Regions from separate parts of the Mus musculus genome. Here regions 2, 3, 4, 5, 6 and 7 are each linked to region 1. Evidence: chromatin loops called from intact Hi-C (ENCODE). Cell type or tissue: heart. All regions are shown on one strand.

The links. A loop is a pair of places that touch in the nucleus more often than their neighbours do. Peaks named below come from ENCODE experiments on the same cell type or tissue, not always from the same donor. Only the 100,000 strongest peaks of a DNase experiment are listed, where the experiment ranks them.
Region 2: it touches region 1 in a loop (11-fold over the local background); 29 of 42 quality-filtered maps call a loop at or near these places.
Region 3: a loop joins it to region 1, with 4 times the contacts of the local background. A loop is called at or near these places in 24 of 42 quality-filtered maps.
Region 4: it touches region 1 in a loop (3-fold over the local background); 9 of 42 quality-filtered maps call a loop at or near these places.
Region 5: it touches region 1 in a loop (2.3-fold over the local background); 6 of 42 quality-filtered maps call a loop at or near these places.
Region 6: it touches region 1 in a loop (4-fold over the local background); 3 of 42 quality-filtered maps call a loop at or near these places.
Region 7: it touches region 1 in a loop (4-fold over the local background); 24 of 42 quality-filtered maps call a loop at or near these places.

What each region holds. Positions count from the first base shown.
Region 1 is chr14:77,006,036-77,010,035 of GRCm38, reverse strand. No RefSeq gene overlaps it. Among named protein-coding and RNA genes, the nearest start is that of Lacc1, 29 kb to the left of the region's middle. In heart, a CTCF peak has its summit at 1,596 (motif pointing right); a DNase peak (open chromatin) is centred at 1,595.
Region 2 is chr14:76,501,579-76,505,578 of GRCm38, reverse strand. It overlaps Tsc22d1 (TSC22 domain family, member 1), which reads right to left. Exons shown (of 3, transcript NM_207652.3): 2 at 282-330. Among named protein-coding and RNA genes, the nearest start is that of 4930444M15Rik, 17 kb to the left of the region's middle. In heart, CTCF peaks have their summits at 1,174 and 2,271 (motif pointing left); a DNase peak (open chromatin) is centred at 1,028; H3K4me3 peaks cover 2,272 bases; H3K27ac peaks cover 2,208 bases.
Region 3 is chr14:76,873,975-76,877,974 of GRCm38, reverse strand. No RefSeq gene overlaps it. Among named protein-coding and RNA genes, the nearest start is that of Gm30365, 38 kb to the right of the region's middle. In heart, a CTCF peak has its summit at 1,781 (motif pointing right); no DNase peak of the experiment used is centred here; H3K27ac peaks cover 2,183 bases.
Region 4 is chr14:76,776,794-76,780,793 of GRCm38, reverse strand. It overlaps Gm30246 (a long non-coding RNA gene), which reads right to left and starts at 83. Exons shown (of 3, transcript XR_874837.3): 1 at 1-83. In heart, no CTCF peak of the experiment used is centred here; a DNase peak (open chromatin) is centred at 1,893; H3K27ac peaks cover 1,399 bases.
Region 5 is chr14:76,949,819-76,953,818 of GRCm38, reverse strand. No RefSeq gene overlaps it. Among named protein-coding and RNA genes, the nearest start is that of Lacc1, 85 kb to the left of the region's middle. In heart, no CTCF peak of the experiment used is centred here; a DNase peak (open chromatin) is centred at 2,198.
Region 6 is chr14:76,730,028-76,734,027 of GRCm38, reverse strand. No RefSeq gene overlaps it. Among named protein-coding and RNA genes, the nearest start is that of 4930431P22Rik, 28 kb to the left of the region's middle. In heart, a CTCF peak has its summit at 2,087; a DNase peak (open chromatin) is centred at 2,197; H3K27ac peaks cover 2,224 bases.
Region 7 is chr14:76,880,738-76,884,737 of GRCm38, reverse strand. No RefSeq gene overlaps it. Among named protein-coding and RNA genes, the nearest start is that of Gm30365, 45 kb to the right of the region's middle. In heart, a CTCF peak has its summit at 1,695; a DNase peak (open chromatin) is centred at 1,897; H3K27ac peaks cover 965 bases.

The DNA of each region.
Region 1 (4,000 bases):
CTTAACTCAAAACACTATAAACATGGAATTATCAAAGTGCATATTTTTCTCTTTTGGTTGTTTGTGGATTTTTCCTATGTTTTACTTAATAAAAATAATATTTACTCTTAAATCATGTTTTATCTTTCTCACTTCTCAAGTGAATGTTTCTTGTTTCTCCTGTATGGTTTGCTATCTAATTTCCCAAGAGTCATTTAATAATATTTTGGTGTTTCTTTGATTCACCACATGGCACTGGTTATTGCTGATTATAATGGGAGATCTGGCTCATTTTCTTAAAACATTATTCAGAATAGCTTTCACTTTTACCGAAAATTGCAAAGATAATAGAACGAGTCATATTAACCCCACTCCTAGTGTCTCTGAACATCTTACATTAGTTTGATTTACTTCTTGAAATTAATGAACTGGTGTTAATACACTATTATCAAATAAAATCCATACTTCAGTAAAATTAAATTTCTTTTCACCTAATGTCTTTTTTTTTGATGACCTAATATTTCAGCCTTTTCTTTGGGGACCCCATCTAGGATCCCCCACTGCATCTAATCAGAACTCCTTGTGTTGATCTTAGCTGTAACAGTTTTATGATTCCAGGATGTTGCGTGATCACCGCAGCATTGAGCTGTGTTAGTCAGGTATTTTGTTGAGTATCTCTCAATTTGGCTTCATCAACTCTTCCTCCATGGTTTAATGTACAATGCACTGAGTTGTGCTCAATCTCAGCGAGGGGTGTGGAATCCGCACAAATCGTGTGAAACCCTATCTGGGACGTTTACTATTTATCTCATCATTTATAGAACATGGTCTTTTGAGTAGGTATTGTTGGGTTATAGACATATTGGTTTATTTTTGTGGCCCCAAAGAGCCATTTGGAGCTTCTGTAGACGGATTCCCACGCATCTTTGATATAATCCCATCCTTATTCCTTTTGAACTACAGAGCTATAAATCACTTTATTTACTAGGATTACCTGATACTTTTTAATGCATCACCATGATTCAATTTTTAAAAACGTTGAGTGTCTATTGAAAGCAGGGCCTTGGATTAGAAATATTTTTTAAATCTCTTATGGTGTCTCTTCAGATTTAAGAACAGGTGTGTCCTTTTCAGTGGAGAATCGTTTCAGTGACACCGAGGCCCACACAGTTTACTCCAGCATGACCCAACTTGGGCGCTTTATTTACCTGGCTGTGTTCATAACCAGAGAATCTGCATGCAAATCTTAAGGACCCCTTCATTTTCTTCATGTCTAAGTATGCATAACAAAAGTCCAGAACTTTGGGAGTTGGGGGGGGGGGTGCCAGCCCTGGGTCCAGCCCCAATACTACTTAGTTTCATGACTGTAGTGACAAAATAACACAAATTACTTTTTTTTTTATGATACCTTGTAGATACTGGGTGCTGATTTTAGAAAATGCACATCATTGAGGATGTAGGTGTCTCATGGTGCCCTTAAACTGAACACAGAGATTTGACCCTCTTGGTTTGCATGATGTCATGGGGCGTGGGGGGTGGGGGAGCGTTGTGTTGAATGAGAAGGAGCCATGCTTAGCAGTTGAATAAAACATTGGGTAGACTGCCACCAGGTGGCAGAAGCACTCTGATTGGCAAGGACACTCCTAAAGGACTTGCAGGTAATTAGCCAGCTCTTCCTCTTAGTCACTGCTTCAAGTTCAGATGACAGGAACAGGTCTGAATGTACAATTGAGCTTTATAATTTCCTATCAAGACACCAGCGATCTTTCAGGTTCCCAAGCAGAAGTCTTTGAGTTATTTTTGTTACATCTGATCTTTTATTTATTGAGAGATACTGCCTGTTCTGACCGGCTCCCCCGCCCCCCCCGCCCCCTACTTCTTTGCTCCTTTCGCAAAACCTCTGATTCAGATGTACCAAGAAAAAAAAAAAAAAAAAAAAAAACTTTAAACTGAATGCAACTTTCCAAGTCTGAGTCACTGCTTGTGAATTTTTTTTTTATTTGAGACCCTTCTTTCACCTCACCCATGCTCTGCAAATAGGAGTTACTTTTATGGTTCAGGGTTGGAGGTATTGTATGCAATATATATATATATATATATATATATATATATATATATATATATATACATACATACACACACACATATATACACACACACAATAAATATATATATGCACAAAATATATATGTACTATATATATATATGCACTATATATACACACATATATACACACATATATACACACATATATACATACACACACACACACAGCCACTCTTACACCAGACTCTATCTCTTCCCTCCTAGTAGAAAAAGCCTTGTCACAACATGGAGCTCTGCTCTGTTACAGGCAATGGCTAGGCACAGTAGGGACTCATGTGCTTCTTGCAGAGGAAGTCACGAAAACATTGGTCCTGAGGTTGAGTCTGAAGGTAATTCAAACAGTTGAAATGATCATAGAGGTGGGTTGAGGGGAAATGGCGTGATCTTTCAAAGCCCGACACTGTTATTTAGGTGTATAGGGCAGTGGTTAGAAATGATATTAAAATAAAGGGGCAAGAGACCACATTATGGGGGTGGCTGAACGACATGCAAAGAAGTTAGGACTTTATCTTTTGGGCATTGTTGTAAGGTCTAGAAAGAATAATAAGAAAGATAGACTTGCATTTCAGAAAGATGCCCCCATGGTTTTATAGAGATTCATGAGAGGGGAGTAAGATCTACCGCATGGAAACCACATTGGAATGACCACAGAGCCTGGATGGGTGGCGGGGATATTTAGACCTAAAACAAAGTAAGGAAAGGGCAGAATAGCACTTGTAAGTCAGCAAAGAATCAAGTCTGATTGAGGTAAATGGCTGGGTGGCCACCAGGTTCCTGGCTAAGGTCACTGGATGAGTGGGTGGTGATCTCATTCATTAGGACAGAGGATACAGCAGCTAGGAAGATTATATTGGTGATATGAGAAGCTAAATTTATTTTGGGAGCATTTTTATCTTATGTATGCCAATCAGCTTCACATATATATATGGAAGGCATCAATAAATGATGCATTATTGAGCATTCATCCTAAAAAGTCCCAAGGCTGTTTCTTTCCCACGGGTTTCTTCTTTCTTTTCCCACAGTCTTCCCAACATGAAATTTCTGTGGCTTATTTCGTGTACCTTTTAAAGCTTTTCTCACAGGGGAGTTCCTCAGTCATTGTAAAGGTTTCAATATAAACTCTACAAGCAAAGAATCGGTCCTTAGTCTAAAGGAGCTCGGTGTCCATGGCAGAACTGTGGCTTGGTTAACTGCAGTGTTTTCATGGGACATCTGGACAATGGGGATCTATCTCCTTTTGGGTAGGAGGAGTTGGAGAGAGCTGCTGGGGAGAAGCTAGGCCTGGGTAAAACACTAACAGATGACAGCGCTGGAAACCTAAAGGATGCGCAGATGATCAGCATTAGGAAATGTGCAGCTGAAAATGCCCTGCCTCTGTGTATTCAGCCGTGGCCCGTCTTTGCAGTCTTTTCTTTTGAGGCGGTGTCTAGAGAAACCTTTCTATCCCTGGCTTGTTGATCATGAGTAGCTTTGAACTCGTGATCTTCCAGCTTCAGCCTTCAAATTACTATATGCCACCGTGTCCAGGCAGCCTTGAGCCATCCAGATCAGCCTTTGGGTCCGCTCTCAGAATGACTGTTCATTTGACAGGTCATATGACTCTTATTCCTGTCCTCCTTTACCCACCCTGTACTCACGATCCATTTGGTGGTGGGTTTTAAATGCCAATTTGTATCTTATTCTCAGCTTAGCTATTCTGGACTCACTCCTAAAAACTCTTTGTAAATTTTACCACTTCCAAACCTCCCTAGCTTCCATTTTGGTCATGCCCCATTGGCCTGGGAGGTCCTCATGCGACCTTGTGAGGCAGTATTCCTAAAAGAAACTAACTGTATAGTAACAAGGTATTTCTATAATATGTTCTGAGGAGTTTTTATAGACTAAATAAACTCCTGATATTGAAAATCCATGGTGA
Region 2 (4,000 bases), 500 kb after region 1:
GAGGCTGGGCCACTGCCTTATCCCGACACGGAGTGAATGGGTCCAGAGCAGGGCCGCTCACAACCTGGGGCCCTTCTCCTTCCCTGGCAGTCGTGTGGGGATGTGGCTTCTCTCCACGCTGGCAGGGGAGAGAGAACGAGCTAGCGCTGGCATTTCTGACTGTATGAAGAGCAATCAGCACCGTCTGGATTTAGCTAAGGGATGCACTAGTCGTTTCCAAGACATGTCGGTTTTTGTGCAGCGCCCACATTGAGTACAAGTAATTTTAAATCAGTACATACCATAGCTTGCTCTATTTTGTTGTCGATAGCTACCACACTTGCACCAGAGCTGGAAGAGAGAATAAAAAAAGAGAGATCATCGATAAATGGAATTGATCTTTAACATCCAGGATAAGGACAGATCTCTGAATTCGAATGACGTTACTAGCATCCTATTTTGAGTATTCTTAAACGCTCCAAAATGCATCAGACTCCAGAAAATACCAGCCATACTCTATCCAGGCATTTCCCTATTTTAAGGAGCCACAAAGGACTAAATTACATAATGGAAGAAAGCCTGTTCTCGAGCCAGATCTACGAAAATAAGGATCTTCTGGCCATTTCAAAAAGCAACATCTATGTCACAGTAACCCTAGGCATGGACAAAGGAATTCGCATGGCTATCCTGTACCTGTAATACCGCAAGTCAATTTTACTCCGAGTCAATTTAAACCAACTATCCCAGCTGACATTTACCTATTGTCAAGTCTCACGGAAGCGTTTTCGGTTCCCAGCAAAGACGACAAGAAAGAAATGGAAAAATGTCTCAGTTGGTAAACTCCTAGATCCATCGCCACTGGTCTACACCATTGGGATTTCATGCAATTGCAGCCAAATTAAAAAAACAGCCCCGTGGAAAAAAAAGAGAGAGGGCGGGAGGGAGCAAGCTCCAGCAGCCTGGTTCAAACTAGATAAAACCGCCTAGCTGTCTGCAGCTCAGGGCGTGAGAACGGTGGTGCTGGCTCGAGTGACCCGGCGCGTCTGCAGCAGCTCGGTCCTACTCGGCTGCCGGCTCCACTCCTCTAGAGGAGGCCGCCCGGCCCCAGCGCCACATATAGGCGGGGAGGCGCCGCGCCGATTGGCCGCGCCATAGGCCCGCCCCGCGCTCCCGGGCTGCAGTCCCTCCCGGTGCCCGCGGCGCCGGCGGAGCGGGGAGGGGAGGAGAGGGAGGGGGTTGGGCGCCACCTCCTCCAAGGCTCGCTCGCGTCAGGGTTCCCGAAAGCTCCCGGTGCCCGCACGCTTACGTCTAAGGGAGTAAGACCCCGTCTCCAAAGCAGTCCCTGCGGCGGCGCTCAACCCTGCCCGCAAGCTTGCTCTTTGCAACCAGACCCAGCCGAGCTACTGGGCATGCCCAGTCCCACCACTAAGACTCAGGAACGCCGGCGTCTCGATTTCAATTATTGGGTTCTTACAAGAAGCACTAACGGGAGGCTACAGAGGCTGTGTTCTGTGCAAGGATAATAATCCTGCTGCAGGAATTCCTTTTTCATGCTAATGAAATTCATAGGAATATTACATTTGCCTTTTTGGTGGGAGATAGCTCCACATAAAGCTTATCAGTTATGTACAAAAAAACCAATATTGTATTTTTCTTTGGTAGGCAAATAAACGAGTCAAAGGAATCTACAAGATGAAATGCAGGGAACCTTCCCCAAACGGCCCCGGAGTTGTAAGCCTTAAAATCTCATTACCCTAACTGCATCAGTAATTATGTCTTCTTCCATTTATTGCTAGAAAAAAAAATCAATCTACAGGTCCAATCCCAAACAGATCTATTTTCTGCTAGTCCCTAGGGCCAAGGGTTCTTGAAGTGAGATCGCAATTCCGCCAAGACGCAATGCTCCGTCTTCTTAAATCGGAGAGATTGATACGTCAAGGACGTTTTCCAAAAAGCATGCAATTCCTTAATATGTAGCCTTTGCTCATTTGCAGTGTGGCCTGAACCAGTAAAAATGTGGAGAGAATCTAATGGTGGTTAAAAATAGTTCACCAGTCAAGAGATGCTGAAGGCGCTCTTCACCTAACAGTCACAGCGAGCAGATTAATGCCATCAAATCATGGTCCTTAGATAAGAGTTAACCCGGAGCAAAATCAACTCTAATAATTTAAATATCTGTGAAGATGCATCAATGAGGATTAACATACTATAAAACTAAGGGCAGACGTCTGATTACAGGTTATATACAGTCGGCAGTATGGTCGAGGAAAATTTAACCTCTGCAATACTACCCTCTAGTGGCAAAAGACTACAATAACAAAATAAGTACCAACAGTTTGGGACCTCTCCATAGGCAAGTGGTACTCAAATAATTCCAAAATAAAATCTGACTATGATACATAAATACACACTCTTACACTCACGTGAAGAGTGAACCCCTCCTCTATCAAGATGAGGCTTCCCCCTCAAGGAATAAACTTTCCTAAACTGCGGTCAGAGTCTCTTAGACAATCTCTGAAGTTTACCCAAGGCTGGAGGGGGCATATGGTTTCAGAAACTGCATTAATTCAGTTAAACGCCAAATATATTGAATACAGCACAAGAAGAGGAGAGTAATTCTCTTCTGTGTTGAAAAATGGGCGTCGTTACAAAACAATATTCTTTTTATTGTGTTTCGTGTTAGGCTTTGCTTCTGAACAAAAGTGTTAGTGTATTTGTAGTTTATGATGTGTGCTGTTTGAAGGCACCGCTCTCAGTAATGGGAAACAAAGGCGGACTGGGCAATCCTAGTGACTCGTGAAATAGGATGGAGCTCCTATGTCCACGAGTGCTAAGTGGGATTATTAGTTTCTATAATCTTAGAGTTAACATTCTAACTATCAATCTGTATCTTTTTAAATATTTTAGCTGAACACCAATTCCAGAGCAAAGACTATCACAGAAAGGTACACTGTAAATGTAAAAGAGCTAAACACAGAAATAAAGGCCGCTCAGGACATATGGAGAAATGGGGTTAAGAGTCCCAGCTGCAATGTAGAAGGATTACATGATTTTATTCTTCATGTTGTTCTTGAACATAAATAAAAGAGCTAAGTCGGTTCTGTTTCCTACCATTTTTAACTGCATGACTACCCACAGTATTAGCAACAGAAGCAAATATGAACAACCACCAATCTGTCTAATCCACTCCCCTACTGGAGAACTGGCTGGAAACAATGGAGGCTTTTCATCTCTTACACAAATGTGCTGAATTCCCTTAAAAACTTTTTATATGAACGGAAGAATAAATAATCTAAACCAAAGGCAATGGAAACAGAGGAAATCTTCGCGGGCTCTAACCACGGGGTCAGCACGTCCGAGGATGCCCCTTGAAGGTTCTCCTGTTTACCAGATAAGTATCCAGGAGTCTAAATCTAGTCTAAGTATCCATGTCTGAGACCCCAAGAGGTTGGCTGAGGTTTTAAAGAAATGCAACAGCCCTTCCCGAGAGACTCCCGAAGGTGTGGGCCATACAAGTCAGCCTCACCAAGTCTATACATACAGGGAAAGGTATAGACATTTGAAATTTGCTGTTGTGGTCCGCATGAGTGTTTGAATGGATTCTACTTCAATCACCTCTGACTCTTGGTATCAAATGTGGGGAATGAGGAGGAGAACCGAAAAGGTCTGTGAGGGGCTAAGGTGACTGGAGCACAGGAAGGGTCTGTGAGGGTCTGCCTGACGCAGAGACCCGCACACCTACAACAACCTCTTTTCCCATGGAGACACCTTGTGAAGCTATAGGAACTGCCAAGGAAGCAGGCAAGGGATGCATCTTGTAAAATTGCTCGTCTAGGTCCCACCCCACCCCACCCCACCCTTGCCCCCAATCACCTCACTTTCCCAGGTACCTAGGAAGCAGAAGTAGAATACCAAGTTTAACAAAACCACAGATTTTATGGCCAAAGAAAATGTGGTGAGCACAGAGTCAGAACTGGAGATGGGAACAGAAACAAAAATCCTACTTAGCCATTAAACATAA
Region 3 (4,000 bases), 130 kb after region 1:
GTTTTTTTTTTTTTTTTTTTTTTGGAGTCAACTAAGAAAATGCATTGGCTTTTCATATTGCCATGTGGCTGAGAATCTGGGGGAGGGCATGGGGGTGAGGGAAATGCTGTAGAGAAACCACTACAAAGCATAGAGGCTATAATTTTAAAGTCTATTTTTGACCAACAGAAATTTTCATGTTGTTTAGAAAAGCATCCCATATCAAGGTAGTCAAAATATCCCATTGATTATTATAATCAGCAATGTTAAACATGGAGTTCACACCCCCTCTTTAAGCCTAGGTTATTTCTGACCGAATGTGCACTTGAGCTATGGCCAAGAGGATGCTAAGTGAAGGAGTCAGGAAGCAGGGATGGAATTTCCGGGGCCCCATTGAAGTGTAGCAGCTATATCACCACTTTTTTTTTTTTACTATCCATGAGTAATGATTCTGGAATTTGACGATGTACCTTCATCAAATTTCAATGTCTCTGTAAAATCAAAGGGCATATGGCAGTGGACCAAACCAAGAGCTCCGAGTTATTCTTAACACAAACAGCATGTCCTTTGCCCTGTAGTGTTTTCAGCCAAACTCATGCTGCATACACAATACTCACAGAATATACGGGATAGTTAGCAGCCATGAGGTTGCCTGCATGAACTAGCTGTCTCTGCTTTATGAGTTTGGGAAGGAGATGGGAATTCAGGTTTGGTTACCCATGGGACATTTCACCAAGCTTACTCAAGCTCACTTGAGAAGGGCTAACCCTTTCCCCAAACTGGTAACAGGTTGGATATTACATATCACACAATAATAAATTTGATAAAAAGGTGGGTGTGCACAGGGATAATTTTCTCATAAAGAGATCCTTCAGAATTGTAGAATGCTCACTGAACATGTCCAAGGTCCTAAATCTAATGAGAGGGGGGCGAGAGGGGGAGAGAGAGAGAGAGAGAGAGAGAGAGAGAGAGAGAGAGAGAGAGAGAGAGAGAGAGAGATTGACTTTACAGTAGTTTAAGGAATACTAATGTGCTCAATTTTTTTCTCCTCTTAATGCAAAATATTCTCTCCCCTTGTTCTTGTCTTTCCTTCCCACCCACCCCCATATTACTTAGAAAAGCATCTGTAGTCAGGGGTGCAATGTCATTAGACCCCCTACTAAAGTGAGTGAAAGTCACCCTTTTTGTAGCTCTAATGTTGGAACCCTTTTCTCCCTTGATTTTCTGTGTTTGTGTGTGTTGGTGTTAAGGTGTATGAAGACTGAATGTGTGCAGGGTTATATGGGGGAGCCAGAGGGCAGTCTGGAGAGTCTGCTACCCAGGTGCCATCCACCTTTACATAATACAAGGGGTTTTATTTGTTTTGTTTTGTTTTGTTTTGTTTTTGATATAGGGTGCCTTCCTGGCCTAGAAGGCACCAAGCATGCTAGGTTGGCTGATCATCGAGCCTCTGGGAGCCACTTGTCTCTCTTCCCCCACACTAGTAGGCATCTAAGCCACTATGCTGAGCTATTTTTTTTAACGGGTTTTAGGTATTAAAGTCAGGGCCCTCTTTGTAAGGCAAGCATTTTACTGACTGTTCTGTTAACCCAGACAAGAGGCTGTCGATTCCATAACCGGTCATAGTCTTCCTAGGAACCGAATGGACCGGTTATTCCCTAGAGTAGGACATTTGATTGTGTGCCTTCCTGGGCACCGTTTGATGAATAACACCCCCTAAACACTTGCTGATAGACGCACTTACAGGTCCCATAAAGGAAAAACTACGTGTCTATTATTTAATCCCCATCCCTTCCTCATTTGTCCACCAGATGGCAGAACAGGGGCCAGGATAGAAGCTAAAATATTTTTGATTTGCTAATGTAGTAAGTATGAAGTTACATTAAAAGCAGGAAATAAGCACCTAAATGTAAACCTATGACTTAATGTCCATTATATTGGCAGCATGAAAATATATTGCAAAAAAACCAAGATGGTGGAAAACTTAGGTACTAAGTAAGTTAAAAGTTCAACAATGAATTGAAGGGCCTGGATATACTGTTACTCTTGTGCAATGGGCAGAGGGGACAGGAAAGTACTTAATGAAGGTTCTTTCCCGAGCCTACTTTTGAACCTGAAACTAGAAATAGAAAATGGTCTCTTTTCTTCATGCTGTGACAGCCCTGGGCCTGGCAAGTGTGACATTCTCTACCTATATGCAAAGTTAATTTTGAAACAAGCCCTTTAAGTTCAACTCAAGGGCAGCTAAAGTATATAAAGAAATATTGAGTTGGGGCTCTGGGGATCATTGCCCAACATAAAGGCGAGTCTGTGTGCTCACAGCTGGTAAATGTTTAACACAGTCCGTGTTATTAAGCATTGCCCAAGTTTATTTAGCAACCTCTTAAACAAACAGGGGTGATGCTTTATTATTCTCATCTAAATGGATTTAAAGTGGAGGGCACAAAGAAGATAGGCTGGCTTGTTGATATTCTCATCGGTGTGTCTTCTTCACATGTGGATATAAAGCTTTGCTCCTGGATTTGCAGAGGTTATCGTCAGAGAGACATGGCCATGAAGCTGTACCTTACAGAGGAAGGGCCAAGTGGAGTGAGATGGTTTTGAGAATATGTATATCAGGCAATAACCCACACGAGAGAAATGGAAAGTGAATTTTATGACAGCGGTTGTAGGACATTTTAATCCTCATCTTGAGGTGCACACCGAGTCATAGCTATTTGCTTAGCCACTCTACTCTCTAAGGCCCTGGCTTTAACCTTTTCTGGTCACCATGGCAACAAGGACACAAATACAAAGGCCATAGCACTCTCCAGCACTGTGAGGAAGAATTTCCCACTGTATACACAGTACGTATAGTTGACCTAAGCATAGCAGGAAGAATGTGGTGTAATTTTAAACACAGTAAATTGAGTCATAAAATGGAAGTGGATGCAGCTAGGAAAATGTTACCAACAAAGGAAGGGAAATAGTGCTGTGTTGCCGTTCCCACTAAAGCCCACAGTGCCCTCCCTCTTCTCCTTGCCTGATATAAGGAGAACCATGAAAACAAAGCATCCAAGCTTTGATTTTGCTTTTTTTTTTTCCCCTTAAGGCCCAGACCTAAAATAAATGATTCATTTCTAGGCCAACCATAAACGAGTGATCTGAGATGCTGATCTTGAAAGCACTTCATCATTTCCAATCACTGGCTGAAACAGGCTCTGCTAAAAATCCTGTGGTTCACTCCGCATTTCCAGAGAAGCAGCCAAGCTCTGGTACGGCTCTGACCTGATTCCTGGACGAGGCTGTCTGAACGAAGCATCTGTAGAAAGAAAGGTTGGAGCTGACTGTGGAAGGAATTATGGAGCCGTCCCTTGTGTTCAGTCCTATGCACTAAATAATACTGGGAGAACTTGAAAAAGGATATGGGGATAACAAGATTCAAGCAGCTTCCCTGGGCAGGAATGAAGAGCCACAGAAGAAATTCAAAGTTTAAAAAGACTAGACAAAAAACCAAAAAAACAAAAAACAAAAACAAAAACAAAAACAAACAAAAAAACAAGAAACAAAACAAAATAACAAGAAAAGCGGCAGCATTCGGGGACTTCTGCCAGACCTGAATTGATTTGTTTCTCAGTTTGACTGATCAGCATGGGACAAGCAGCCATCATTATTGAATCATTTTCTTTGTCTTGGTTTGACTGTTTGCATTTTTTTAGTAGGGGAACTTGGGCGATAGGCAGATACAACGCCACTGTACTTGACGTGAGCTGCCATGCCAACTGAGGGAAGGAACCAGAGCTCCTTTTCCTGCGACTCCCATTTGTCCCTCAGATACCTGCCTGTATTGAGAGCTGTATTGCGAAGCACAGCCCCATCAGTGCTGTTGTAGTTGTGGGTGTTGCGGTTGTGGATGTCATTACTCAGTCCTTCGGTTCTCTGCTGTCTACAATGGGTGTGAGGTTAAATAAATAACGAGTGGTTATATGTATGTCCACCGCCTAACACCTACCATTGCATGGTTCCCAAAGAAATGCCAACA
Region 4 (4,000 bases), 230 kb after region 1:
ACAGTGGTGTTAGGAAAGAGGCAGGCGGTCACGTGTTGTCTAGCAAGATTCGGTTCACTCATAAAATTGAAATTGCTTCACCAACCATGAATCATCGTCTTGTGCTCAGAGCTGCATCTAGTCTAAATCAGCTTTGCTGCTTCTAAGAGTATACATAATAGGCCCAGGAGAAAGTGGAGAACAAGCAGTAATGAACCATTTCAAGGACTTCAAGAATGCATCTTGAAATTACCAAGATGTTCACCTTGTAACCAAACCATTATACTTGGAGGATTGTATCCTAAGAAAATCATGCTAAGTGGAGGGGAATGTGTAAAAGGCCTTTATTGTTCCATAGTGCCACAGAATTAACAAAAGCTCCCAGGAAACTGGCTGCATATCCAGTGACAAAAAGTATTCTTTAAGAACATGGAACAGTATGCAGCTATAAAAATTAGTTACATGTACTTCTGGCCGTGGACCTGGAAACACAGCCACACAATTATGGAAAGGCAGCTGCAGAGTAATACATGCAACACTGTGTAATTACATTTTAAGTTGCAAGGCTTAGTGGCCCCAAATGCATTCCATCCTTATAATATCATTGAGGACTTTCAAGTGGTTCATCTGTAGATCTAGAATATAAAGCAAAAGGACGTGGGGACTGTACACTAGGTTGGTTTCCATCTAACTCTCTTTGGAGATAGGAAATGAAGTTTACATCATATTGTGGTTGTTTCCATGAGATATTCTCCATAAGGCTAGGAATTAGAATACATAGTCTCCAGTTGGCTGCTGTTTGAGTTTGGGGAGGATTAGAGGGATGACCGGATGGATGCAAGGGAGGCTGGAGGGACTTGGAAGTCTCAAAAGACCTGCCCCATTTCTAGTTAACCCTCTCTGCCCGGTTTAAGACCTAGCTCTCCATACGCTCTCTGCTGCTGTTCAAGCTGCCTGCTGCCCACTGCCCCCTCTGCCTGCTGCCTCCTCTCCACCATCATAGACTCTAAACCTCGGAACCTGTAAGACCAAAATGAACTCTTCTTTTTATAAGCTGCTTTGGTCATGGCACATTATCACAGCAATGAAAAAAAATAGCTAATAAATATGTACCCTGGTCTGCCCAACCTTCCACTGTCCTGGTAATCCTCCCAGCACAAAAATATCATAAGTCTGCAGAAAAATCTCTGAAAGTTGGGGTTCCCATGAATGGTAAGGTCAAGAGTCAGGATGTGTATGTGTGTGAGTGTGTGTGTGTTTGTGTGTATTTGCATGTATGTCTATGTATGTATGCATGTATGTGTGTGTATGTATGTATGTATGTATGTACGTATATAACCCTAGACCTATAGAATCTTGATTTCCAGAAAGTTAGTAATAGGAGATGAAGAGAGAACACATATTTAATAAGCATCTCAGATAATTTGGACACTCTTCCCTCTCTTTTAAGAACCCAATTGAAAAAAATTAAAACATACGCCCTCCTTCTACTACCAAGAAGCAATTGGTAATGATAATAGTAACAAGAGCACATACAACAAGCCAGAACACCAACCCAAGGGTATTCACCTAAGCAAGTTCATTTCATTCTTACAACATCCTACAAGGGTTGTGTTAATTATTATCCCCAGTTCATGAAATGAGAATAGATACATAGACTAAGAACCATTACACAACAAGTCATAGATCCTAGAAGAAACCTGGGAAGTCTAGCTTCACTGCTTATGTTGAGAGATGTAAGTCAGAAAATGGGAGTGGGGTCAGGCTCCAGAGTGCAAGGACATTTGCCTGTGCAGTTTCTCATGTATCCTGTTCCCCAGAGCTCATCCACAGCTGCTTGCTGGTCACCAAATGAGTTGCCTTTGAACTGGTTGTGTCACTGGAGAAACAGCTCAGAGGAGGCGTGGTCTAGCATGTCTTTCCCCCAGTTTCCCCCTGCCACGGAGACAGATTGCTTCCATAAGCAGGGAGCTGGCTGAGCTTACTGTTCATTAGATGCCTGCAAACATGAACTGAAGTCTCACAATTTCTACTGCTTTCTGACCGTTGTTCCTAACAAGTGCAGCTTTCCAGAGCTGTTGGTAAAATTAGCCTGTGCTCACGTACAGGCTGTCTCTGAAATCACTGCCCGGGGGAGGAGGAGGCGAAGGAGAGAGCGTACAAGTGTTCTCTTCTCTCAAGACTTGTTCTCAGTTGAAAGCTTGGTAATTAAATCTCTCTCACTTCAAGAATTATGTTATTAGGGGAAACACCCTTAACACTAACGACTGCTTTTGCCACTCTGTAACGTGTCTTCCACTCAAATAACTTAACCTTCTGAACCTTGACCTTGTCATTTGTGGAATGGGAACATTATTTGCTGCCCTACTGATGTGACAACTTGCACATTTTTCTCTGTTCTAGTTTCACTTCCTTGGTGGCCATCCATAAACCCAGAACTCACTCATTAATTTATTCAACCTACATTGTTTCATCTAAGAGTTAGCTGTGAAAATGCACACACACATACACACTCACACACATATATACAGACAGACACAAAATCGGAGATACACACACAGACACACAAATGTACACACATAGAGACACAAAACACAGACACAGAAAGAGAGACACACAATACACAAACAGATGCACAGAGACACACACATACACAGCACACAGAGACACACACACACATACATACACGCCACATGCATAGACACACACACATACACACAGACATACACGGCGCGCACACACACACACACACAAAACACAGAAGGAAGGGGTGCAGAGATGCAGAGAGGCACTCCAGATTGGAAAGGAACGCTAAAGGCAAAGAGAAAAGGAGACAGTTAAGCACACAGTGTGAACACGGACCTACAGTGTGTGCCCTCATGTTCCAATAGTTTTACATGGTGTCTCCATTCCATTGTAGGTATTCATTTTTAAGATTTCCTTAAAGACAGAACCATCTTTGCCTTTTCTAGGGTATGACCCTTAGCTGACACTTCTTGCATGTTCTCTATCCATAGAAGCTTGGTAAGGAGTAAGGATTGCAAGAATTACCACAGATCCAGACAGTTAAAGATATAGACATAGATATAGACATAGACATAGACATAGACATAGACATAGACATAGACATAGACATAGGCATAGGCATAGGCATAGGCATAGGCATAGGCATAGGCATAGGCATAGGCATAGGCATAGGCATAGGCATAGGCATAGGCATAGGCATAGGCATAGACATACACACACTACACACACATACACACAGAGGGAGGGAGGGAGGGAGGGAGGGAGGGAGGGAGGGAGGGAGGGAGGGAGGGAGGGAGAGAGAAAGAGAGAGAGAGATGGATGAAGTTCTTTAAAACCATGCCTGATAAGATTAACCTCAGATGTTACACATTGCATATAAAATAGAGGTTACACATGGCCTATGATATTATTTTAAAACTAATTTCTCAGGGGAGCCTCTCTAATTCACAGTGTGCATGTCGACATAGGAATGCTAATAATGTTTTTGATTTGTAAATGTCTTGCCATGTAATGTTGGATGTATCTTCGAAGTACCTGAAAAGGTAAAGATGTGAGACAACAGGACCCCTTTCATAAATGAAAAGACCAGAGGCGACATGTGGTAATTCACCAAAGGTTTCTCAGATTCCAGGGTGTGCACACTTGCCTTTTCCATCTGAGATAGATTACTAATCAGGGAAGAAAAATGTTTTTTTTTTTTTTGAATTGCCATTTAGATAGGAAGAACTTCTTATATTCTGGAATATTGCTGATAATTCTAGAAATAACTCACCCTCACCCAGTCACATGTTAATGCCATGCACACTAACTGGAGATTCTAGAAGGTGGCCAGTGGCCAGTGGACAAAGAGAGAGCGCTGAACCAGCAATCAGAAGGCCAGAATCCCCTATCCACTGCATCTTGAAGGTCAACTTTAACTTGGTCATTATCCTGAGGTGGTGGGAAGTTCTGTAAACGCTTTAAGAAGAAGAATGCGGTAATGAGCCTTTGCAGC
Region 5 (4,000 bases), 56 kb after region 1:
TGTTTTGAAAGGCCACAAGTTGATCATGAACACTTTATTTCTTGTGGGAACGAGATGGGTGTACCCTAGAGGCAAATATTGTTTTCCCCTTGTGCCATTTACATAGTTTCAAGTAGAAACTATTTTATACAAAAATAAGGGGAATTAAGAAAAATTGGTGTGGTTAACAGTCAAGGATGCATGCTAGAGAATGAGGTAGTTGTGTAAGGAGTGTTTTTGATTTTATGCCTTTTAAGCTGAAGAATGGCCTGATAACTACAGGCTGCCCTTGTGAGGTAGAGTGGGTTTGTGGGTTGGATATTTGGCCTCTGTTCATATAAAAAGACTCTGACTGTGACTAGCATCAGTTGAAAATAAGCTGCAGAGCAAGCATCTTGGCAGTGGTACCCAAAACCTTCTATGGCTATGAAACAAGCTGTTCAGACACTTGGTCTGTCCTTTCAGCCCTGATGTCATCTCCCTCATGTGGCCTGGCATCCATTAAGCTTCCAAGGTAGAAACTAAGTCTGCTTCAGAGTCCTAAGCAAGCAATTGCATCAAGAGAAAAGGCAGATGCCTGTGGGGCCGGGCATGGCTGGCAGGGCCAGGGACGGGCTCCTTGATGTTTAGTTGGTGGCAGGATATACCCTGGGAGTTGTTAATTGAGGGTGGTTTTGATTGTCCTCAGTGGCACTGTCTTCCTGGCAACTGAACAGGGTCCTCTGAGTCATAAGGAAATCAAGTTTTCCTTCTGATGACTTTCAGGGAGCAATCTCCCTACTGGGCTCAGGTGGAAATGGCTTTGTGACTGATTGTCATTCCATCCACGGAATCTGAAGCAAATGATACAGAATAAGATAACTAAAGAGCTCCTTATGCCCCTCGCCCCCCGCCGCCCCCCCGTAACAGAATAGGCAGGCAACAAGGCTAAGCGCCAGTTCTATTATTGACTGGACTCTAGAACATCGAGACTAGGTCTAATGCCAATCACTGCATTAAAGTGAAGCAACCAGACCCAGAGTATAACCTACACCATTCTCAATTACAAGTTCCATACTCCACCCTGACACCTGACACCATATTACACCACAGCCACCAGAGCAGCAAGAATCCCCCATCTCTGCACTTCTGGTAAGACCCACCTTCTATTTCTAAATCAAACAGGAAGAATCTACGGGTCCCATCTTTTTCTGCCTTCATGGTAACTTTGGTCTGGACATTTTTTTATCTTCTCTGCTTTGGCCCCTTTATTCCTCTAACAATAACCACCTAAATCAGTCATCCTCTCAACAGGAAGTGAAATTATTGAGCACTAATGATGATCAAACATATGAAGCATGAGAAAAAAAGATTAACAAAAAGCTCTTGGTCCTATGTTGCCATGTAAGTTTAAATCCTTGAGTGGTGTTGGATAGTAAATGAAGAATCATAGTATAAATACAGAGCAGTAACTGTGATGGGGAGGTGGCAGAGAGGCATACAGTGTGATTACATCCACAGAGAGACATCTAGGAGGAAAGCCAACCAGGAAGACTTCACAGGGAACACAATGACTCCACCGAGCTGGGCTCTCAAGGATGGAAGAACCTGGAGTTCTTGGCAAATTGGTCTTTTCCCTTATGAGGCCATAACGCAATACCTCCTAAGTCAGACTAGAACCTGAGAAAGCAAGGATCCTGTCAAACACGAGGCTCTCGTTCAACAGGCTCATCTACCCATGTTGGCACACAGGGCCTCTTCATTAGAGAATAAAAAGACAAGTTTCACTAGACTAAAAAGACTGAGACAGGCGCTCTGCTACGGTTGCTGAAATGCTGCTTGATAATTATATAATATCACTGAGTCCTGTCCTGCCATAGAGAATTGTCAGTGACTTTCTTTAAACATTTTCCTCTGATGGCTTTTCTGTAGCTTCCCTACTAACGCCTACTTCCAATCACTTCTCCAAGAGTTCAAGGACATTTGGGGCTTTAAGGAGTAGCTATTTCCTTTCTCCTCACAAAGAAATCTGCTTTTAGCCCACAACTAGAATGGACTTGGCTATTTAATTCCAGTCCCAAAGGAACGCTGATGTGTAAGTATAATTGTCAGGTGACACATTCTGCTTTCTGGAACTCCCAGGATAGAACTTAACAGCAGTGAGCAAGGGGACAGTTTGGCATTTGTGGTTGGAGAGTCTGATTAACAAGCTCCTTTCTAGGGAACAAGGAGTGCCAGCTGCCTGGCACTGGCTACTGACGTTCTGTGAGGGACCTTGGCAGGGATATGTCGCAAACCTCCCTGCAGAATTCCCCAAGCTAAGAGAAGCTCATGAGTCACAAGTTAGACTGCTCTGGCAGGCTCCTCCTCTTCGAGGGAAACTTGTGTGGCTCAGGAATTATAAAAAGGAAAATAAAAAGCAGCTATAGATTGGGGAGGCAGTACAAGGATGTGTGAGTATAGAACGGGGGTTCCCAACATTCCTAATGCTATGACCCTTTAATGCAGTCCCTCATGTTGTGGTGACCCCCCCCCACATGAAATTATTTTTGTTGCTACTTCATAACTGTAATTTTGCTATTTTTATGAATTGTAATGTAAATATCTGTGTTTTCCAATGACCTTAGGTGAGCCCTATGAAAAGATCATTCAACCCCCAAAGGGTCTCGACCCACAAGTTGAGAACCACTGGAGTACAGAGATGGAACGGGATACAAATGTGTAGATGCTGAGTCCCTATTCCCAGGGAGAATGAATAAAGATCAAACTTTAGTTCAGACTGTTTAACATTTCTTGCAATTGATCAGTGAAGTCCAAGTCACACCCCAGTGCACTCACACATTAAACAGGGTTGATGGGTTGTCAAATAAATTAATGTGTGAAATAATCAGCTTAAGAACTTCACATGTAGGAGGAATTCAAATCATTGCAAAAACTAGTGGGGCTGGTTGATGTTGAACACAGGAAGAGAAAGTTTAACTGTATTTACCTAAACATACACACACACACACACAAATTTTGTTTAATTTTTCACATGTGCTGTTTCCTGTGATGTCACTGTGACTTTTCTTTGTCCACTTTGATGAATTTATTTAGTTTTTAATTTCTAGTGCAAACAAAACATGTTCATGAATAATTCAGAAGCTAGAAAGCAACAGAAGGGAAGAGAGAAGGTCACAGGGAAATTCTAACCCAGGTGAGTGTTCTTGAGAATGTTGTCCACGTCCCTGCAGGAACCTCTGTGTGTCTCTAGAATAGACAGTGATTTTTAGCTCCATACTTGTTACAAGGTAAAACGCTGTCATGGTGGAGTGAACGCATAGACACCCTTTGTTCCTTTTGCAACACAGCAAAGAACTCTTGTTCATTTAGTATGTCCTCGGTGTGCTTTATCTTTCAGATGATGGTTCAGTGAAGAATTTGCTCATGGAAGGGGGAAGATGGAGGTGGGGTGGCTCAGAGGGGTCTGACTCTTCTGCAAATGATAGTAAAGTTTTTGGTTGACAGTAGAGAAGGATGCTGAGGAGAGACCACCTATTATGATGTCGATAAGAGAGAACACAGGCTCTGTAGAGGTGTGCTGCTGTGGGTTAGGAATCACACATCCCTTCTCTGGTGTTTTCTGAAAGTTTGCTAACTTTTTGTTGTCAGGCTGTTTGTGTGATGCTACTAGATTGGACCACAGTGTCATGTGTGACTTCTTTGATTTACACATAAGTGGGAGTTTCTCAGTTTCATCACTATTTCATTCCTTTGGTCATACCTGTGTGATAGAACTTCTCTCAAGTCAACAAGTACAATGTACAAGGCCTGCTTCTGTAGACACACTGCATCTCCTGTAGGAATACCTCCTTTTAAAGAAACGAATCCCCCATTGGTAGACATCTTGTTTGTTTTTAATTGTCCTGAATACCTTTGCCTTTCTTTGACTCTGTATGTGATAAGCTCACTGAATAGATAAAGTCTAAATTTTAGTACATAATGCCAACAACAACAAAATCATGCTCTTCTATTGCATAACCCTACCCCCACACAACCAGAT
Region 6 (4,000 bases), 280 kb after region 1:
CTCCCACCCAGGCCCAACTTTTGCGTTTGTCGCTCTTGGACATGAATAGCCACCATCCAACGGGTCTCTTATGAAACCAACATCTATGCTTCAGTTTTTCTTTCCTCTCAAGGCCAGCATGGTCTTCGTGGGCTCCCAATCTCCTTTCACATAACCCTTCTGCAGCCGCTTCTCTCTACTTCGGTCACTTGTCCTTTGGGGGTCACTAATCCCCTGGGATGAGGGAATCCCTGCCCATCTCACGGTTCTAGTACTAGGAGCAGAGCAAGCTGTGAATTCTCTCCTTGCTGGGTGCTGTCTGATTTTCTGCGACTAGCGAAGACAGGCAAGTCTCCCTTGGATTTCATTTTTTCATGCCAGCATTTTTGCAGGTGTAAAAGCTGATGGAGACAGGGGAAATCTGAGGAAGTGGAACATGCCACAAATAGACTCGGCATGCCTCGAGAAAAGAAATGCAGAGATTTAGTAATGGTCCCAGATCTAAAGGGCAGCGCTCTTACCTAATACGCCTATGCTTTGAGCTAAGCAAACAGGTTTGCCATCTCCTTAGCAACCAGAATACAAACATGTCTTACCTGAATTATCCAGTCTCTTTGCCAAAGCCACTCACTGTGAGTGGGGGAGGAGACAGGTGTTTGGTGAAAGAGTCCACATAAAGCACATATCATTCTGTTGGATGGGGCGTTCACCTCCCAACCTCATTAACACCTCACTTGTTTCATTTGCCAGCCATGGCCTAACTTCTGGTAAAAGGTTAATATAAACTCACCCTTCTGTCAGTCAATGACATTTAGGAGACCGATTTAAAAAAAAAAAAAATTCTGCAAGTTTTTTTTCTGGAAAGTTCTATTTATAATGACACCATTAAATGGCCAAAGACAGTAATTATAAATTGCCTCCTCTGCATGTGCAGGTAAGACCTTCATAGTCAACACTGTGGCCCTCTCCCACCATCCCCCAAGGGACTTCACATTCCTGCTTGTTCTGTGACAATACAAGCCATGCAAGGTACAAGGTATTTGATTCAAATCATGTCCAAGGAGCTGCTTGCTCTGCTGAACTGTGGAAGTGAGGCTAGAGAGATGGTTCAGTAGTTGAGAGCACTGACTGTTCTTCCAGAGACTGGGGGGGGGGGGGGGAGAGGAAGAAGAGAAGAAGAAGAAGAAGAAGAAGAAGAAGAAGAAGAAGGAGGAGGAGGAGGAGGAGGAGAAGGAGGAAGGGGAAGAAGAAGGGGAAGAAACAGGTCTCTAACACATAAGAGTCTGAGAGACTCTAGAGAGACTTCTCTAGAGAGAAGCAGCAAATGAAGTAATCCAATCCTGAGACCATGACAGCCTCTCAGAGCTCCATCTAGAATGTTCTTTGTCTATGACTCTCATCGTCTTTGTCTCCCAAGGCTGGCTGAGTAGCGTCTCAGTGTGGCCTGCAAGGCTGCTTTTTTGAGCAAGCCAGTCATCACAGTGAATACTCACTTCCACACTCAGCCTGCCCCTTCTTAGAAGAGCCTTCCTGGGGGGCAGAAGGATGAGACGGACGCCAAATTGGGGCACAGGAGTAAATATCAGGGTAGGAACCCCAGTTCTTCAAAACAAATGGGAAGCAAACATGGGAGAAAGCGGTGGGCCACCTCCTGCCCCCTCCCTGAGCTGGGTCTTTTCAGGATGTTTGAAAACTCTGGGACACAGAAGTTACTTGTGAATGGTTGAGTGTACCACACCCGTGAGGATCTGGCTAGGAATGCTAGGACCTCTGTCATGTGTGTAGAAACCTATGTAGTATTGCAAGCCACGGAAGCTACATGTTAGCCTAACCACAGAACAACTGCCAAACACAGGTCTGGGAGGAGAGGCTGCTATCTTCCACGAGTTGAGATGAGGCTTTAGCCCTCGGAACTCATTGGGTAGAGCTTGTAAAAAAACAAACAAATAAACAAACAAAAACAAAACAAAAAACTGAGGGGCTGAGGCAGTGAGGAAGAGGCGTAATGGAAGAAAGAGGACCACCTAGCTCAATTGCCAAAGCTCTCCTGGTGGCAAGATCTTGGTGTGGGAGGGAAGCTGGGCCATGAAGGACCCAGAGATGCATCACAGGCAGCCTCCTCATAGGATTCCGCCAGATGGTGTCAAGCTGCCAAATCCAGAGATAGAGACTGGCCGGGTGGCTGCCTCTGCCCTGCCAGACCTGGCGTGGCGTGGCAAGTGGGATGATTCGTTGACAGACACACACTTCACACTTGGAAGTGGGAGGGGAAGGTTTATGGGAAATGATTGCGAAATAACCTCTCTCCCGAACTGAGGTCCTGTGCAACTCCCAGACTGTTGTACCTACTGCTATTAATTTACATAGCACGTATTGTACGCCTACTCAGCTGGAGTAAATAACATCCAGTGATGGGAGGCGACAGTAGCTGCCTGGCAGGAAGCTCCCGGATTCAGTTTGTGTCAAATACTTTACACGGGGTATGGCTTGTGTTGTCACAGAACAAACAAGAGTATGAAGTCCTTTGGGAAGGGGAAGGTCACATAGGTACCAGCACAGGTCTCACCCTCACATGCAAAGGAGGCTATTTATAGTTAACCCTCTTTGTCCATTTAGGTGTCTCTCTATAAATAGAACTTTCCAGAAAACCTTCCTAGCAATTTTCTTTTTATCAGTCTCCTAAATGGTGTTGACAGAAAGAGGTGAGGTTGCACTAACTCTTCAACAGGAAGTCAAGGCATCGCTAGTAAATGAGACAAGTCAAATACTGGTCTCAGCTCAGTGCGCCTACCATGGTGGGCGGTGTTGTTTCTAGTCCCATTGTACAGAGGAAAAATGTGAGGTATAGTTTCTCTGGTCTCCCAGGAATACAAGAGCCAAGACATCACACGTTTTAGCTGTGTGGAGTCACTCTACGTGTTTCTTGCGTTTAGTTTTAAACCAGTGTTGTACGAGGCAATTGAAAGAGGCCAGCAGGGACCAAAAAAAAAAAAAAAAAAAAAAAAAACCTCTAAAGAAGATTCTAGTCTGAGGGAGAGAGAAAGCAGTGCCCTCTTCACCACATATGGGCATCTGGAAAATATCAGACTGTTAGGTTCTCCTGGTGACTATGGCGTCAAATGAGGAATTATCAGCCCCCTTCCCCTGTGCTAAAAACTATTAAACTGGCCATCAAACATAGAGACATGCATTCGCACAGAAGCGTTGAAAACAGGCATTGAACCTGACCGGCACTTCAGGGTGGACACACCTTGGCCCAGGTGGTCCCTCGAGCAGCCTGTGTATGAGAGACTTGAGCTGGAGCAGTTATCATGCTCAGAGTCCCACCAGGATGGAGTCTGCTGAGAAGGGAGACACAGGATTCCTGAGGGTTGGCGGTGGGCTTCGCCCCACAGCCGCCTTATGCTTTGTTCATAGAGGAGAGTGAATCCTGTGTGATATTCCCAGCCTTCCTGCATTCTCCACACTTCATCTTTTAAAAAAGAAAAGAAAAATGATCTCGTGGACAACACGATGATGCTAGGTACCCCTCTGCAGATGCTGGTGCCCGACTGAGAACCTTCCGTGCCAGCTATCCACCCTGCCATGCTGTCTCTTGGTTTACAGGATTCTGGAGGATTCCATAGAACAGCCTCTGTGTTCCAGGTCAGCCCTGTTTAGTTACGTCAGCCTAGTGTGCTTTGCCTACAATTGTTATTTTGCTCTTAAGAAATAAAATAACTGCCAGGCAGTGGTGGTGCATGCCTTTAATCCCAGCACTCAGGAGGCAGAGGCAGGCAGATTTCTGAGTTCGAGGCCAGCCTGGTCTACAGAGTGAGTTCCAGGACAGCCAGGGCTATACAGAGAAACCCTGTCTAGAAAAGAAAGAAAAAGATAGAAAGGAAGGAAGGAAGGGAGGGAGGGAGGGAGGGAGGGAGGGAGGAAGGAAGGAAGGAAGGAAGGAAGGAAGGAAGGAAGGAAGGAAGGAAGAAAATAACCCATAATGTAAGAAACATTGTGAGCCAGGCCCGGTGAGGCAAAT
Region 7 (4,000 bases), 130 kb after region 1:
TCCGGGGATCCATCCCATAATTAGCCTCCAAACGCTAACACCATTGCATACACTAGCAAGATTTTGCTCAAAGGACCCTGATATAGCAGACAAGCAATTTGTAAAAGTACCTGTCATGACCCATCATGTATCCTATGGGCTACAAAGAGTACATGATCCTAATGTTAGCTCACAGAGTCTAAATTGTACTTTTCTTTCTGTCCCTCTGTCACAACATAAAACTAAGAATATTGTCCAGAGTGCCTTAATTCTCCTGTCTCCTATTAGGGTTGCCACTGCCTCAACCCTGACAAATAAGGTCACATTTTGTACCCAAGACACCATAATGATATATTGAAAGACTAGGATTTGACCCAAAAATCTACATTGAATTCCAGCAGTTCTGGTGACAAGAAGGCCAAGACAGATTTTCATTTGCATGACCCAGAGCCAACTCCTGCAATTCTGTGGTGTTTTCATTCTAAGCAAAGCACAGACAGTCGCCACTGGGTGACCATTGCTCTGCTTTGGGTCATCTGTCCCTATTGATAAGTACCAATGCCATGAAATTGTGAACTGACTCAATGATATGGCCGTTGTTGCCCTGTGTCAGGCAATGGGTTTTCTGTACATGGAATCATTTCACATTCTCTAAATACTACTAAATTAACTCCAGAAGTTTAAGGATTAGGCCATGGCTTTATTATCTCTAGTTCTTAGCTGTCACCCTGAGGAACAGAACACCTATGAAATGTGTCAATCATAATGGGGCTTATGAACATTCAGAAAGGATGAAAATAACTCCTGTTAGGTCCCATGGGCTTGGAGGTTCAGGCATATTATCTGGCCTTTAGGTATTGTTCTTGTGGAATGTATACCCTTTATTGTGGGCAGTGGATGGAGCCAGGAGTGCATGGATGACCTTTCTTAAATATCCTTAGCAGTGAACATTTATCCATTCTATGTGGTATGGGATGCTGGCCAGAAGTCGGTGTTATCGCTACGACACGAGCTGGGGTTGATTTTTCTGGTTTCTTCACCCGCAAGGACGAATTTACAAGAGAAATGCTCACAGCCTCTCAGAGCTTTAGTGCTAGATGTTCACAGAATCTACTACGTCTTGCATTTGGCTGCTGTGGGAAAAGATACCTGAGACAGCACTGGGGGGAGGCTAGCAGGAGGGCCAGACTTGTCACACTTATTCAGCAGATTAAAGAGCCTGAGAGGTCTTATCAGTATCAGCCAAAAGGTATGACTCAGCCAAGGGGAATGAACAGTGAAAAAAATAATAAAAAAAACCAGATTCACTTTATAGAGCAAGCATTCTCTGCCTTCAGAGAACACTGGGCACCTTTTTACCCCATCCCCCTGTGGCAAAATACTTTTCTCATCTACAGAACACTATGTGGCTCCATTTACCTAAAGCCTGTTACACGGTTGCTTCGTCAAAGAATGCCCATCTCTGGTTTTCTTTTCCTTTCCTTTCTTTCTTTTTCTAGTAAAGCCATGTAGGGGATATGGAGTGTAACACCTGAAATAATAGGATTTTTACAGGAAATAATGTAAATGAAGCCTTTCGCCCTTAATGACCCATGATAAAATGCTCTTGTTACCCGAGCTCCAGCAGCAACTCAAGCAGGTTGCCATGGTAACGTCCAGCTGCTCCTTGGCTCTTTGCTTAATGATCAGTGTGATGTCAGGCTCTCAAGATAACCAGAGGCTCAGACAAATCTTAACAGCGGCCACAACAGTCCACTGGGGACTTCAGTTGTGTCTGACTGAGGGCTCCTGTGTCCAGGTCTAATTAAAACATACTCAGACCTAGACTGCAAGTGCCCGAGGCAGAGAATCAGGTCACCTTTCCAAGTTCCCTATTCACTTGCTTTGCTCCACATGATTGCCCAGTTGGAAAGACGCCAGAGCCTGGCAGCCACAGCACATCACTATGCCCAGTGCTTCAAACACACCTGCTAGCCAGCTCTCCCTGGCATGGGGAGATCATACCAAAGAAGGTGACCTTTGGTCCCCTCTTCCTGTGTTCCTTGCATGACTCTTTCAGCCGTGGTGAAGCCTGGAATTCTTACCATGAAGCACAAGTTGATTTAGGGAGCAAACCAGGGACGGAGGAACTAGAACATTCACTTAGAATATACTTTTCTTCTTCATTTCTTCTTTTCAGCCCCTCTTGAGATAGTTTAAAAAGCATTCACTATCTGTAGGCCATTACTAAAAACACAGAGAGTACGGTTGAGTAAGGCTTTGTCCCTCTTCTCTAGGAGCCAGATGAGATCAGGTAGACGTGTATAAGCTGGGGTTTGAGACATCTTCCTTAAAGGATACCAGCAAGGCTGTCTAGAGAAGAGAGATTAGACTTTGAGGGAATTAGTAACATGGTGGGAGGGAGAGAGGGAGAGAGGGAGAGAGGGAGAGAGGGAGAAAGAGACAATGTGATACAGTTTGGAAGCATGATCTTGTATGTTTAGAAGGCTGCAATGCAGACTAGCTGGAGTTTTCTCTAGCTATCTTGTGAGAAGACAAGAGAGGAAGGCTGGGGCCAGAGTGAATTTTTTGTTTTGTTTTGAGGGCCAATGAGAGATACCTAAGGCTCTTAAGTGGGGAAAGGAAATGGTGGTTGATATTTAAGAAAATTACTATCCTTACGGGTAAGACCATGAACAGAGACAACAGGAGATGCGGGGCCATTAGAGTCACAGAGGGAGTCTGACCATAGAGACTACCTATAGGTTTATGTCCAGCATATGCATGTACATGTGTGTACTCCTGTGTCTCTGTGTATTTCTCTGTGTGTGTCTCTGTGTATGTATATGTGTGTGTATGTGTGTTTGTGTGTATGTGTGTGCATATGTGTCTGTGTGTGTATATGTGTGTGTCTATGTACATGTGTGTCTCTCTGTGTGTATGTGTGTGTCTGTGTACATGTGTGTGTATATATATGTGTGTGTATATGTCTGTGTCTGTGTGTGTCTCTGTGTATGTATATGTGTGTATGTGTGTTTGTGTGTGTGTGTGCATATGTGTTTGTGTGTGTATATGTGTATGTCTATATACATGTGTGTCTCTATGTGTATATGTGTATGTCTGGGTATATGTGTGTGTGTGTATATGTGTGTTTGTGTGTGTATATGTGTATGTCTATATACATGTGTGTCTCTATGTGTATATGTGTATGTCTGGGTATATGTGTGTGTGTGTATATGTGTGTTTGTGTGTATTGTATATATGTGTGTGTGTATGTGTGTACATTGTGTGTGTGTTTCTTGAAAAGGAATCAATCTTCTAGTGCCAGGCCCATCCATCCATACAAGAATGGACATATGATCTCAACCCATACCATATAGTTCCCTACTCCTGGTTCTCGTGTGATAGGTCCAGATGAGCATCTATGCAGTCAGCACCATGTTTCTCTGATGAAATTCAGAGACAGTCAGATAAATCCAGATTTTTTTTTTTCAAAAATGGAAGGTTTTGCTTTTCAATTTTCGGAGGCAACCTTCCTTTCTAAGTGGAGAGGGCTGTCTGATTACTAAGCCAATGCACAGAGGAAAAGGAGAGGTAGGGAACAAAGCTTTACTAATGCTGCTTGGGCCATTGCCTTGTAAAGCACAGAACCCGCTGTTTGAAGCCATGCACCAGAAGGTTTCGCATCCCTTCTGCCTGGCAAGTATGAGTTAGCTTTTGACTTGTGCTGGGCTTCCTGACTCATAAACCAGAAATTCTGACGGAAGCCTGAGCTGAGTCAGGAGAGGATGCAGAAAAAACTACTCAGGAATCAGACAGAAAGATGCAATGGTGTGGGTGAGGAATTTCAGCTTTACTGATGCCCAGGCACCTGATTTAATACAGCAATGATTCCACTTGAGAAGATGTTGAATATGTTTGGAGAGTGTTTCAAAAAATATTCTGGGGTGGTGGTGGGGAGCTGGAGAGACGGCTCAAGGGTTAAAAGTGCTTGCTACTCTTATAGAGGACCTGGGTTCTGTTCTCAGTATCTACTACTGCA